2 separate regions of the Homo sapiens genome follow, and region 2 is linked to region 1. A link is a contact called in ENCODE Hi-C data. All regions are on one chromosome and are shown on one strand. Each heading gives the region's core, a stretch centred on a gene start or an enhancer-like site at or near the end of the contact. The rest is flanking DNA. Distances are from core to core; before and after follow the strand shown. Region 1 holds the start of SERPINI1 (serpin family I member 1). Region 2 overlaps SAMD7 (sterile alpha motif domain containing 7).

Region 1 (6,265 bases), core at 1,992-4,491:
CCTAATTATCCAACGTGCAGAGATCTAAAGTGACAACAGTACCGCAGCATGTGACTGAAAGATGATAACAACAATACAAACATTAATCCACCATCCGAATAGAAGAAATATCAAAACTATAATTGGCCTCAGAGATAAAGAGTAGTGGCAGAAATGAACCAAGAACAAAATCTAAAACACACTGAACAAATGCATTACATTAACTAATTTCCAAAATTTCCTCATAGTTCAAAAGCTCTTTCCATAATGACAGAGTTACATGCCAAAGGTTAGAACTTATTTCATACCTCCTTCAACAAAAGGCAAATACCTACATTGTCATCTAGAAAACAGATTAATATTCTTGCTTTACCATCACTGACTCATGTTCAGTTTACGGTCTACTTACATCACTGCACCTTTCTTAATCCAGCACAAAGTCAGTTATCACCACATAATTTTCCATTTGTTTAACTGGGTCTTCCTTGTCTGTGTACTACATTACTTATGGTACATTATTCCTGATTTTACTTCATTCTATAGTATCATACTTTTTCTATTTTAAAAATCGTATTAATTTCCAGACCATCTTAATTTCAACCATCAGGGAAGATAATACCTCTGTTCCGAAAAAATGTTTTTCCATTAAAAAGTGAAGCACATTGTTGATAATATAGTAACTGCAGAGTACATTCAAAATTCAGCATAGTCTGATGATCAACTTATATATAAAACAGTAAGCTATGATTTATTACATGTTAAGAGTAAGCCATGATTTATTACATGCTAACCTGTATGGATATAAAGTTATCACAAATAAATTCTGCCATCAATGAACATACTCTAACAATTCTATTAAAAACTTATCCAATAATAATAGTCATGAGCTATAACTGGTCATAATCATTATAGAGGATAAGACTTGCATAAAGGCACTACTTTCTGCAAGATATGAACTATACGTGTACTGTTTTTTCATTCTTCAATGTAAAGTAAGAATGAATTGAAAGTCACAGTTGATGCTAAGAAAAATAAAAATATGCAAGAGCCCAATTTTATTATTTGCAGACACACACACAAATACAGCCCAGAGTCAAGAAAATGGGGGAAAAGTAAAGTCTCAAAAAAGACGATGTTACCTCCAAGAAATGCAAAATACCTTCTTTTCTAGTAATGGGCACACTAAACTCTCCTAACGCTACATTATTTGAAAAAAGTGTAGTTTTGTGAAAGAATTCCAATCCCACTATTATCAGTTTTACAAAATGAGAGTAAAAACAGTCCTAAGGTAGAAAAAGAAAAGAATATTCTTCTAAGGATGGGATATATTGTTTAACTGTTGTTCTCCCATCCTATTACCTACCCGTAAAAATGAACTGTGAGAGTAGAGTCTATCATTTAATACACCCCTAAAAAAAGGGGAAAAATCTGTAAAAGTTGAAACTGGCCATTTTTATTTTTTCCAAAAGGATCTTTCCTTTATTGAGGAATTTCACTCCGGTTCAAGAAACAACTTTTTATCTCACAATGGCTTCTTAGATATACTATATAAAATACATTTACTTTGTAACTTCCTCCACCCTTTTCAAAAAGCACAACCAACGTCCCTACTCTAAAGCTGGACTCGAACCGAACTAGATTCAGAAAGTCTGTCCCTACGTGTGTGACCTTGGGCACGTCATATAATCCCTCGGTTTCCTCATCAGCATCCCAAAATGAAAGCGCTCTGAAAGCAGTAAAGGAGTAAAAACATACCTTAGGTATGACACCTAAGAGGGTCAAGTCTTTCTGTTTAAGGCAAAATTATCTCCTTAGAGGGCCACATCATTAAACTGGAACTGAATCCGTAGACCCCAACATTTGTCTCTTCCTTCTTCCAGTGCTCCTCTTCCCTCAAAGGGCATAACCCGAGTCACCCCCAAGAGCCGACTCCCAAGCACCCTTTCCTTCCTCCTCCCTTTTCTCTTACTTACAAAGCAGGGGGAAAACAGCAGCCTCACCTCTCGGTCCGAAGCCACACCTTCAAAGGACCCCACCCCAGGCACATCCGCCCTGTCCCCTCTCCCGGGGCACCAGGGGCCAACCTCGCCCTTCCCCTCCCGCCCCCACCTAGAGGAGACTTCCTGGAGGCGTTCGGGCCCAAGCCGGCAGGCGGCATTTACAAACCCGCTTTACGCCACTCGCGTAGGGTAACCTCGCTTACGCCCGTAGGGCCCCGCTCTCAGCCCCGTCCGCTCCGCCTGCCAGAACCAAGCCCAAGTGCCTCAGCCATGGCCCCTGCGTGACCCTAGACCTCTTCTGCTCGGTGCAGAGCTACGGGGACTGGGACAGAACAGCTACACCTTACCAGCAACTGAGGCACTGACTTCACTTCCCACCTTGCAGCCCTCTTCAACTCCCGGATCAATTCACTCCGGCGACGCCGGAAGGACCCAAGAGGAACCAGGCGTTGTCCGGAATCCTGCCCAGCCGGAGTCGTGCAGAGGCTTATGGGGACTCGTAGTCCCGCTCGCCGGCGTTGTCCGCAATTCCTGCAATCGGAAGACTACACTTCCCGGCAGGCCATGCGGGGGATCCTGAGGCGATGGGTGGTGACACTTCTAGCCAATAGTAGGAGAATTCCCTGCCTTTGCGGGAGGAGGTGAGATGAAGAGAGATGGTGCACGGAAAGGAGAGGAAGGGCGGGGCAAGCCCTCACCTGCGCCAATCAGGGTGCGGAGTAGGCCCCGCAGGCGCCTCACCCATTGAGGGGGCGGGCTGACAGAGCAGAGGAAGGAAGGGGGTGAGGGGCCTGTGGTGGGGATCCTGGGGCTGTCGGGCTGAGTATGCCGTGTGGGTGGAGAGGAAGCCTCGGGGAAATCGCCCAGGTGAAGGGAGGGCTTGGTGTGGGGACTTGCACTGGGCAGAGGGGCAGCTTCCCTGAGAGCAGCTAAGCCCCAGGCACACCGGGCATCCGGACACACAGGTCGGGGAAGGATAGGCTGAGCCGGGGCTCCCAGCAGAGACGCCTGGGTGGGGCAGGAGGCCGCTCCAGGTGTGAGCCACAGAGGAGGGGAGAGGGACCCCCACGGGAGTGGAAGTGGCAGAGCAGCTGCAGAAGTGCAGGGAGCGGAAAGGTACCAGGGCAGCTGCTTTCCGCTGCCTCCGGTCCGGGCAGCTGCAGAAACAGCAGGGGGAGGAGCAACAGCTGCCAAATTCGCCAACTAGAGGAGGGAGAGGCGGAGCTTGGGTCCCTGTAGAAGCCAGAGGCGCAGTCTGGACTGTAGTTTCCCGGGAGAGACGAAAGCAGGAACGAGAGCGGAGCGGAGCACAGTCCGCCGAGCACAAGCTCCAGCATCCCGTCAGGGGTTGCAGGTGTGTGGGAGGTAAGCGTGGGTCCTTCTTCGGGGCGTCTGCACTGCCCTGGAGAAAACGTCTTCCAATAGGAATTACATCAAGACACAGCTAAAAGAGTCCGCGTTGGGTTAGGAAACCGGTGCAAAACCTCTCGGGTGAAAGATTTACATTTTTCGACTTTAAGGGCAAAAAAGCAAAAGGAAGCTTGACTCTGGGTATAAAGGGCGTGGTTAGTGTTTTTGGTTTGAGTTGCACCAGTAAAACTGTTCTGGGAGATCTGAAGATTGAGAAAAATCCTGCTAATTGAGGACGAGGTGGATGTTATCTGGTGGATGTTATAGGTGCGTAGCCTATAAAAAGCAAAAATTTTGCTATTGATATAGAATAACTTCTGAACTATTTCACTAGGAAAATAACTTTGCATTCTTCTTCAGTGTCTACCCTTTACGTTGGTTTATCAGATTGTCCTGCTACCGACCTGTTATCCAGGGTGGTTATTTTGCAGTTTCCTAGAATTGCAAGAAATCCGTATTAAAGAAGCAAGTGCAGGCAGGAATAGTCAGGATAGGATGGGCTCTGACTTAATCTATCAAAAGTATAACTTTTGCCAGCAATAATGTAAAAATGAATTTTAATGAATGGATAGTTAGCTTTCTTCCCAGTGGCTCTGGAATATTGGAACAAAGACCTGGATTCAGCCTACAATGGAAACATATGGTGTACCTCACTGCTGCTCGTTAGTTTCTCATTTGTGTCCGATAATATGTGTACATTTTAAAAACGAGTACATGGAAAGCTGTGTGGGAATCTTTTCTCTGGGTAGAGAGTATGTGCTGAAGGACTACCCTTAATATGTGTTATGATAGTGGGTTCAGTTTAAAACACATGTAGTGTCATAAAATAATAGTTTATTCTCGGTATTAAACTATATGTGCATTCAAAGCAACGTTAATTGTAATACCTATGGATGGAAATAAGTTGTAATGCTGGGTAAAGATGAAAGTCTCACCTACCTTTGTGTAATTATGACAAAATTACAGCCTTTTATTTTTAGAGAAGTAGTAAGAAGCTATTTTCCTAGTTCATTTTCATTTTGTTACAGAGGTTCCCAGATTACATGGCTTTTAATCATAGTAGCATATTGCAGCAAATTTTGCTCTGAAATGCTTTCATTGTGACAGTTGCATATTTCAGAGTCTGTCTCAATACTTTATGTTTTTTTTTAATAACCAGGGTCAATAAAATGGAGTAATTGTCTTGTTTTCTCCTATTTCTATGCTTTCCTGAGTTCTCGGGATTTTAAATTTTATTTTTGTAATGCATCCCAAATTTCTTTTTGAAAAGAAATGGCTCAAATGAATTCTCTTCCCAGATTAAAGTTCAGTCCTACTGAGTGCTACTACCGATAAGCCTAAGTGACTTTTCAGTGTGTATACTCTTCCCTCCCACACTCTCACATACCATAGAAATATATAGACAGATAGATCATAGAAAAACAGCTGCTTTTTAATTACCCCTAAGCAAATCAGCTAAGTATCAAAAACAGCAAAGAGCTTAGAAGAAAGAAAAAGCAACAGTAGCTGCTAAACTTAACCACTATAAGGATCAGGTTTTATCTTTGCTACAGCACTGGAGAATCTATTAATTCACATAGCTGATATGGCCCTGTGAAAATGATTTTGGGGGTAAAAAAAAAAGTGGGTATTAGGGTGACACATGGAAAAGACTGTGTTTGCCCTTGTTATTTGTGATTAAGTGGATTGTCTTGAATCAGTCTTAGATTCTTTCTCAGACCCTACTACTAATTCATTTTGTAAAACTGAATAATTGCTGTCGCTGGGTTATTTCCCCTATGTAATAATTATAATACTACCAATGAAATTCTTTCCGAGCCTTTATTAAAAGATCTGTTTGAAAGAGTTTTATTGGGAAACAGTTAATAAGCAAGCAAATGGATAGAAGATAAATATCTAAACAGTTGAAATTAAGATATACTTTGAATCTCAGCTCTTTATAGGTCTTCTGCTCTGAGACACGGTAAAGGATAGAATCTGATTAGGAATGAATGAGTTTGTGGTATTAAAGTACTGATTTTTTTCACCTGTTTCCAAGATTTGGATCCTTTTTACTGTGTCAGTAAAAGAGATTGGGTTTCAATATCATTTGAAAAAAGACCATGTTTTTATATGAGAGAATATCATTGGAAATATATGGCATTTATTTTTTACCTTGCACTCTTGATTCATGTTAGTTAATATTCACATTCAATCTCAGGTAATCTGAAGATTTTTCTTGATTGGTGTTGAAAACGTTCGTTATATGGCAGTTTATAATTCTGTGTAAAATGCTACCCATGTTATAAGCATATTACTTATTTTGCTCTTTAATTTTACTATTTGTGTATGGCTATCAGTGAATATGTATGATGAGAAAGGAAAAGCAACAGAGTGCAGAATGTCTCTCTTGAATGGAAATTGCTCTGGGGATGATTGTTCTTTAGCCAAAAACCTTGGTTAATTTCAAATTACCATATCCTTTGGTCTTTTCTTTAGAGTTCTGATTCTAAGCCTTTTGAGTAAAAATAAGTTAGCATGGATTTCTTTTTAACAGGAAGATTCACTGATGCATGCAGCACAAAAGAGCAAGACTTAAAGGTTCAAGATCAAATGGTTTTGGTAAAGAAGGATACAGGGGAATAGATATAAAGAAAACTACTTGAGAAACACACCTTTAGCAAAAGAGAAAAAAGATTTTATATTTTTTGTTAAATTCCTATAATCCATGATTCCATGACCTTTTCTCCCCCAGTCATTAATTTGTAGAGGCCTGTATTCATACTGGGATACATTACTTTTCTAAGTAAAATTGAATATTCAAAATCCAATGAATACCAGTCTGATTCCAGTTAAAATGGCAATTTTTACTGGAATAAATTTTGGATGATTAACCT
Region 2 (6,265 bases), core at 1,376-3,875, 2.2 Mb after region 1:
CTAGGACAAGTTGCCTCCCTTCTCTGTGCCTCAGTTGTTTTATCTGTAAAATGAAGATAATCATAATAATACATTTTCAGAGGATTTTTGTGAGCATTAGAGTGCATGGCACCTTGTAAATACTCAATAAACATGAATTTCATCATTATACCCAAGAGACGGCCAAGCCTCAAGTTACTTATGAAGCAAGTTGTGTTCCTCAAGTCACCCATTTTTGTCTTTTGCATAACCTGATAAAAAGTTTTTGGCCTACTCTTCCCTGTTCAATGGTTATAACCTTATTTTTAAAAATTAGTCATTAGTCATGGGTAAGCCACTTTTTAAATGTATCTATACCACTTCAAGTGCCATGTCAACCATGGGTTCAATTAAGTTGCTAACTTCTGATAACAACCGGAAGAGCAACCCTTATTTAATAAGCATGTGATTGCTAAGATCTGGCACATTGAATTTGAACTCTGATTATTCTTAGTGATCCATAGTCAGAAAAGTGCAATTTATAATAATAGCTCTTGTAATAAATAATATTACATGCTTTTCATAGTTTAAAATCCCAAATGTCCCCTTGTGGGTACACAGAAGTCACATAAACATGAGTACTCCAAACTCTGCTGACTCATTATCTCTCACTGACAGGATGTCAGCGCCCTCTTCCCTACCCCAAGAAGTGGTAGCAATTATTTCTAGATACGTCTCAAATTTGTTTAGGATCAAGTCCTGCTTTAGTTTCCCCATTAAAGTATACTCCCTCCAAGTGACAGCAGGTGGCATCAACTGAAAGATGTCACTGCTGTGCTGTGCCTGCCCCCAGCTATGCTCTGTGATGTTATTTTATACAGAAATGGGGAGATGCCCTCTGGATGCAACAGCCCTGAAGCAGCACTGCTTGTACCCCACTCTCACAAGGACGCTTGTCTAAAATGTCCCATCAGGTGTTACTCATTGTTACTCATAGCCCCTTTCTTTTCTTTTTTTTTTTTTTTTTTTTTGAGACAGAGTCTTGCTCTGTCGCCCAGGCTGGAGCGCAGTGGCATCATCTCTGCTCACCACAACCTCCGCCTCCTGGGTTCAAGCGATTCTCCTGCCTCAGCCTCCCGAGTAGCTGGGACTATAGGTGCACACCACCACGCCTGGCTAATTTTTTGTATTTTTAGTAAAGACAGGGTTTCATCGTGTTGGCCAGGCTGGTCTCAACCTCCTGACCTCATGTTCCGCCCACCTCGGCCTCCCAAAGTGCTGGGATTACAGGCATGAGCCACCGCGCCCAGCCCCATAGCCCCTTTCTTTAAATGAGTTGGACCAAGGTGCTGAGATTAGCTGGCGTTAAACCTACTGTCCCCCAACTATCCTCTTACTCCCCATCTCTGCCTTAGGTGCCTACTCAGCAACTTCTCACCACTCACCTCCTGTAGGTAGAAAAAGAAATTCAGCAGAAAAAAAATAACAACTAAAACCCAAAGCCCCAAGTGCAAATGAACTCTTTTAAATAGGTGTAGAGAAAGGATTGGTGGCTCAGCTGTTAAGGAACATTCAGGAGAGCCTGCAACATATTTTGTTCCAAGTAAATGTCTAGTTCAGAGGACTCAGCAGATAAAATATCCTCTCTCTAAAAAGAACTGAAATTACTGAAAATATGTGCACATTTATATCATTACACATGGCCCAAACTGCTCTGGTGAGAAAGAAGGGGGTACATCTGAGCGACAGGGACATGTATGTGTCCTCGCCCCAGGCCCTGAGTACATCCACCATGGCTGAGGGTTAGATCCTCACACATTTCAGTCCCCTGGCTGCCAGCCTACCTCTGCTTGAAAATTTATCCACGTGGTTCCTCCTTTGGATGCTCACAAATTGTCAGGTGCACACTACCACACCCAGCTAATTTTTTTTAAAGAGATGGGGGTCTACTATGTTGCCCAGACTTGTCTCAAACTCCTGGGCTCAAGTGATCCTCCAGCCTTAGCCTCCCAAGTAACTGAGATTACAGATGTGAGCCACCGCACCTGGCTCTTTAATTTATATTAGCCATTTTCTATAATTTGCTTAATTAAAATAGGAAAAGAAATAATTACTTAATGCAGTTTGTTGGGGGACGGCTGGCTCAGCGCTGAGAGAGGTGGCCAGGGAATGGTGGGAGCTGCAGTGGTGGTGGCAGTGGCTGGGGTGATAAGCACAGCCTGGGGCTGCCCCTCCTCGGGGGCCATGCTGCATTGCACTGCATGGGTAGCCACGAGCGAGTCTAGGACGCAACGGGAACTGTGGAAGGTGCATCCACAAATGGACCAATGTGTGTAATGATGGAATCTCCTTACTAACCATTACCACTGCCTCTCCTTGATAAGTGAGCCAGAGAGTGAGTGGGTCAGGGGAGAAGAAAAGAGGTCAACATGAAGCTAAAGCAGCGAGTCATGCTGTTAGCAATTCCTGTCATCTTTATCTTCACCAAAGTTTTCCTGATTGACAACTTAGATACATCAACTGCCAAGCAGCGTTTCACTACTTGATCCCCTGAGGGCTTTTCACCGAATGATGACTGGCTTGTGGATGGAGCTGTCACCCAAGTTGGACCACACGTTGCAGTCTTCCTAGGAGACTGCAGCCCAGTGGGTGGTTCCCCAGGAAGTGTACTGTGAAGAGACACCAGAGCTGGGGGCAATCATGCATGCCATGGCCACCAAGCAAATTATTAAAGCTGATGTGGGTTATAAAGGGACACAGCTGAAAGCCTTACTGATCCTTGAAAGGGAACAGAAAGTTGTTTTCGAACCTAAGTAGTATAGCCGAGACTATGTAGTGGAAGGGAACCATATGCCGGTTATGATAGACACAATGCGGAGGTAGCAGCCTTTCACTTGGACAGGATTGTGGGTGTCCCAGAGCCCTGCTGATGGTGGGCAGATCCGTTCATCTTCAGACAGAGATCAAGCCTGTTACCATGGAGCAGCTGTTGAGCCCCTTCCTAACTGTAGGACACAATACTTGTTTTTATGGGAAGTGTTATTACTACCGAGAAACAGAATCAGCTTGTGCCGATGGAGACACAATGGAAAAATCTGTCACACTTTGGCTTCCAGATGTGTGGCCTCTCCAGAAACACTGACACCCGTGGGCCAGGACTTACTGAAAAGGCAAATTGGCCAGGTGGGAGTATGATGAGCGCTACTGTGAGGCTGTGAAGAAAACGTCCCTTTATGACTCTGGCCTGTGCCGCCTGGACACCATTAACACAGCTGTCTTTGATTACCTGATTGACAATGCTGACTGCCATTACTATAAGAACTTTCAAGATAATGAGGGCGCCAGTATGCTCATCCTTCTTGATAACAACAAAAGCTTTGGGAACCCCTTGCTGGATGAAAGAAGCATTCTTTCCCCCCCTCTATCAGTGTGGCATCACTCAGGTGTCTACCTGGAACAGACGGAACTACCTAAAGAATGGTGTGCTGAAGTCTACCTTAAAATCTGCCATGGCCCATGACCCCCTCTCCCCAGTGCTCTCTGATCCTCGTCTGGACGCCATGGACCAGTGGCTCCTGAGTGTCCTGGCCACCGTGGAGCAGTGCACTGACCAGTTTGGGATGGACACTGTATGGTAGAAGACACAATGCCTTTCTCCCACTTGTAACTCTCAATAAAAAATAAGTGAAACTTCTTTTTACAAAGATAGAGAAGCAGCACAATCAATTCCAAATGGTATGAAATGGATTGGAAATGGCCAGCAGCAAGTTCTGGTGACAGGGGACAGGGTGGCCTTGGATGTCTTTGGTGTTTTCTGTAGTAGAAACTAAAGCAAAGACCACAAGTTTCTGAGCATGGAGATGTTCCTGCTGAATCACCTTCTGAATTCCTCAGCAATTGCCCATTCTAGCAATAGGCATCATAGTTGGTCAGTCTTAATTCCCAGGCCAAAGGACAATCAGACATTTTCATAGATGAATACTGGGATTGGCTCTGGAGTGTGTGTTTTGAGTGGAACATTTCAGTCCTTTCTCCACACCGGTGCATATTGTGGAAAAATATATGTATACATTCATGACTAAAATCTATTAGAACACAAGGTTCCCAGTACAGGAGCTTTCCAAGAAGATTCTACTTTTTAGCTGGTCCTGAGTCATGCCCTGTGAGGCATGGAGCACAGAGTGGAAACAAGACCAATGTGGTTCCTCTTCTCATGGCACTCATAGTCCAGAAGAGGGGCACCAGTGAGTGATCCCACATCCATACGAGCACGTTGTGAAAGGCGGGTACAGAGCATGGTGGGAACACATATGAGGGACTCTTGGCCTCCTAAAGGAAGAGGCCTCTAAAGTGAGACCTGAAAGTCAAGAGGAGAGGTGAGGCAGGAGGGAGATAAAGGAGGAATTTCCAGGTGAGGGCCAGAGCCAGAGAAAACTTTAATATGGTTGGGACTTTGAGAGTAGTTCCCAGTGCTACAGAGGGCCAGGGCCAAGGTGGGAGAGGTGGGGAGAGCAAGATGAGACTGGAGAGGTGGACAGGGCCAGGTCACAGAGCCCAGAAGACCCAGTGAAGGATTGTGGCTTTATCCTGGAGGCAGTCAGGTTTTAAGTAGGGAGCGGCATGGTTAGCTTTATATTGCAGAAAGATCACTCAGGTTGCTTTTATGAAAATAAGTTGAAGAGGACAAGACAGAGGGGAAGCCTATTCAGATAAGCAATGATGGAGTTCTATCCAGGGTGGGAGCAGTGGGGGCAGGAGGATAAGAACACAACCTAGAGGAGGCAGGGCAAGATGGCCAAAAAGAAGCCTCCACCGATGGTCCTCCCTTCCGGAACACCACATGGAGCAACAATCCTCACAAAAAAAAACCACCTTCATAAGAACAAAAAATCAGATGATCAATCACAGTACCTGGTTTTAACTTCATGTCACTGAAAGAGGCACTGAAGGGGGTAGGAAAGATAGTCTGGAATTGCCCACACCATCCCTCTGCCGTCCCCCAGAAGTGACCACATGGTATGGGGACAGAATCTGTGCTTTTGTGGGTGGGGGACACGGTAATTGTGGGACTCTGCATTGGAACTCAGTGCTGCCCAGTCACAGCACAATGAAAACTATGTAAGAGGCCAAACTGGCACGATTTAGCTTCTGAGTTAAAGATACATGTTAGGGAGCCTTCAGCATATACAGCCCATCATTGAAGCTGAGCAAAGCTGAAATGAATCAGGAAGACCAAAGGGACCTGAGTCAGAAGCCTAAGAAACCCTAACCTATAAAAATGGACAAAGAAACAGGAGCTGGCAAAGGTGACCTTGAAGGAGAGAACAGGGGTACCCAGGAGGGAGCAGCCTCATGACAGAAAGGAAGAGCAAGCACTGTTCATGAAGGCACAGTCAACAATGTCAGATGCAGCCAGCAACTTCAGAAATAGAACAACTGCAAAATGTCTGCATGTTTGGTGGGACAGAGGCACCCGGAAGCCTGAGGAAAGCCGGCTTAATGGAATGGTCGGGGCAGAGCTCAGATTCCCTGAGACTGCAGAATGACTGGGAAATTAGAACGTGAAAGCAGGGAGCATCGAAACCCTTTGGAGAAATCTAGCTGTGAAGGGAGTGAGAGACATGAGGCAGCATTTGGAAATGGAGTTTGAGTATTTTCATTATTTTTGTTTGTTTAATGATGGTGGAGACTTATTTAAATCCCAATGGGAAAGAGCCAGCAGAAGAGGAGAGACTGAAGAGAAAAGAGGGAATTATCTATCCTCTCTGGAAGTGGGAGGCATGAGGACCCACAGTATATGTGGAGAGATCGTCTTTAAATGGTGGAGAGACCTCTCTTCCATTGTATCGTGACAGTGGGAGAAAATAAAGGTTTTTGGTTCATTGGTCAGAATTAGAGGGAGTTCTTATCTACTGGTTTTTGTTTTCTGTTTTTTGTTTTGTTTTGTTTTGTTTTGTTTTTTTAGTTAGGAAGCGCTATGATCTACTGAAAATGAGGGAAGGCTCTGCCTACAAAGTCTAAAGTTTGAGGAGGGTGGAGATAGCTTGAAATAGAAGGGAGAGAAAGCTCAACTGTGAATATAGAAGGATTTCCAGGCAAGTTGAAGTTGAAGATCATGAAATTACGGTCCTATCAATCTGCCTAGATTTTGTATCCCTCTATCTGCCTGGAATCTTTGTCCACCAGCAGCCTTCCTGGCTTTCAGAGAAAGGAAGGCACGCCACGTCCACTACAGTTTCAGGACTAACAGACCTGCTGGAAAGGTCCGGTAGGGAAAGTTCTCAGCAGCATTTCCCTCCCCTCCCTT

The links. Hi-C counts contacts between places; a loop is a spot of excess contacts on that map. Pooled maps may share reads with other maps.
Region 2: a pooled map shows a loop between it and region 1 (4-fold over the local background). The contact joins the enhancer-like site here to the promoter of SERPINI1 in region 1. A Hi-C loop is called at or near these places in 2 of 37 single-sample maps with no recorded cell type and 4 of 50 pooled maps.

Annotation. Positions count from the first base shown.
Region 1 is chr3:167,732,480-167,738,744 of GRCh38, forward strand. It overlaps SERPINI1 (serpin family I member 1), which reads left to right and starts at 3,242. Exons shown (of 9, transcript NM_001122752.2): 1 at 3,242-3,344. It overlaps PDCD10 (programmed cell death 10), which reads right to left and starts at 2,413. Exons shown (of 9, transcript NM_007217.4): 1 at 2,183-2,413; 2 at 1,735-1,871. RefSeq lists a silencer at 2,045-2,174 and an enhancer at 2,225-2,664.
Region 2 is chr3:169,929,611-169,935,875 of GRCh38, forward strand. The region is part of intron 7 of SAMD7 (sterile alpha motif domain containing 7); the gene reads left to right. It also overlaps the pseudogene FAM20BP1. Among named protein-coding and RNA genes, the nearest start is that of SAMD7, 21 kb to the left of the region's middle. RefSeq lists a silencer at 5,790-5,892. Within about 2 kb of position 2,626, at least 4 of the 41 ENCODE cell types and tissues checked have a DNase peak (open chromatin) inside an H3K27ac peak, as active enhancers do.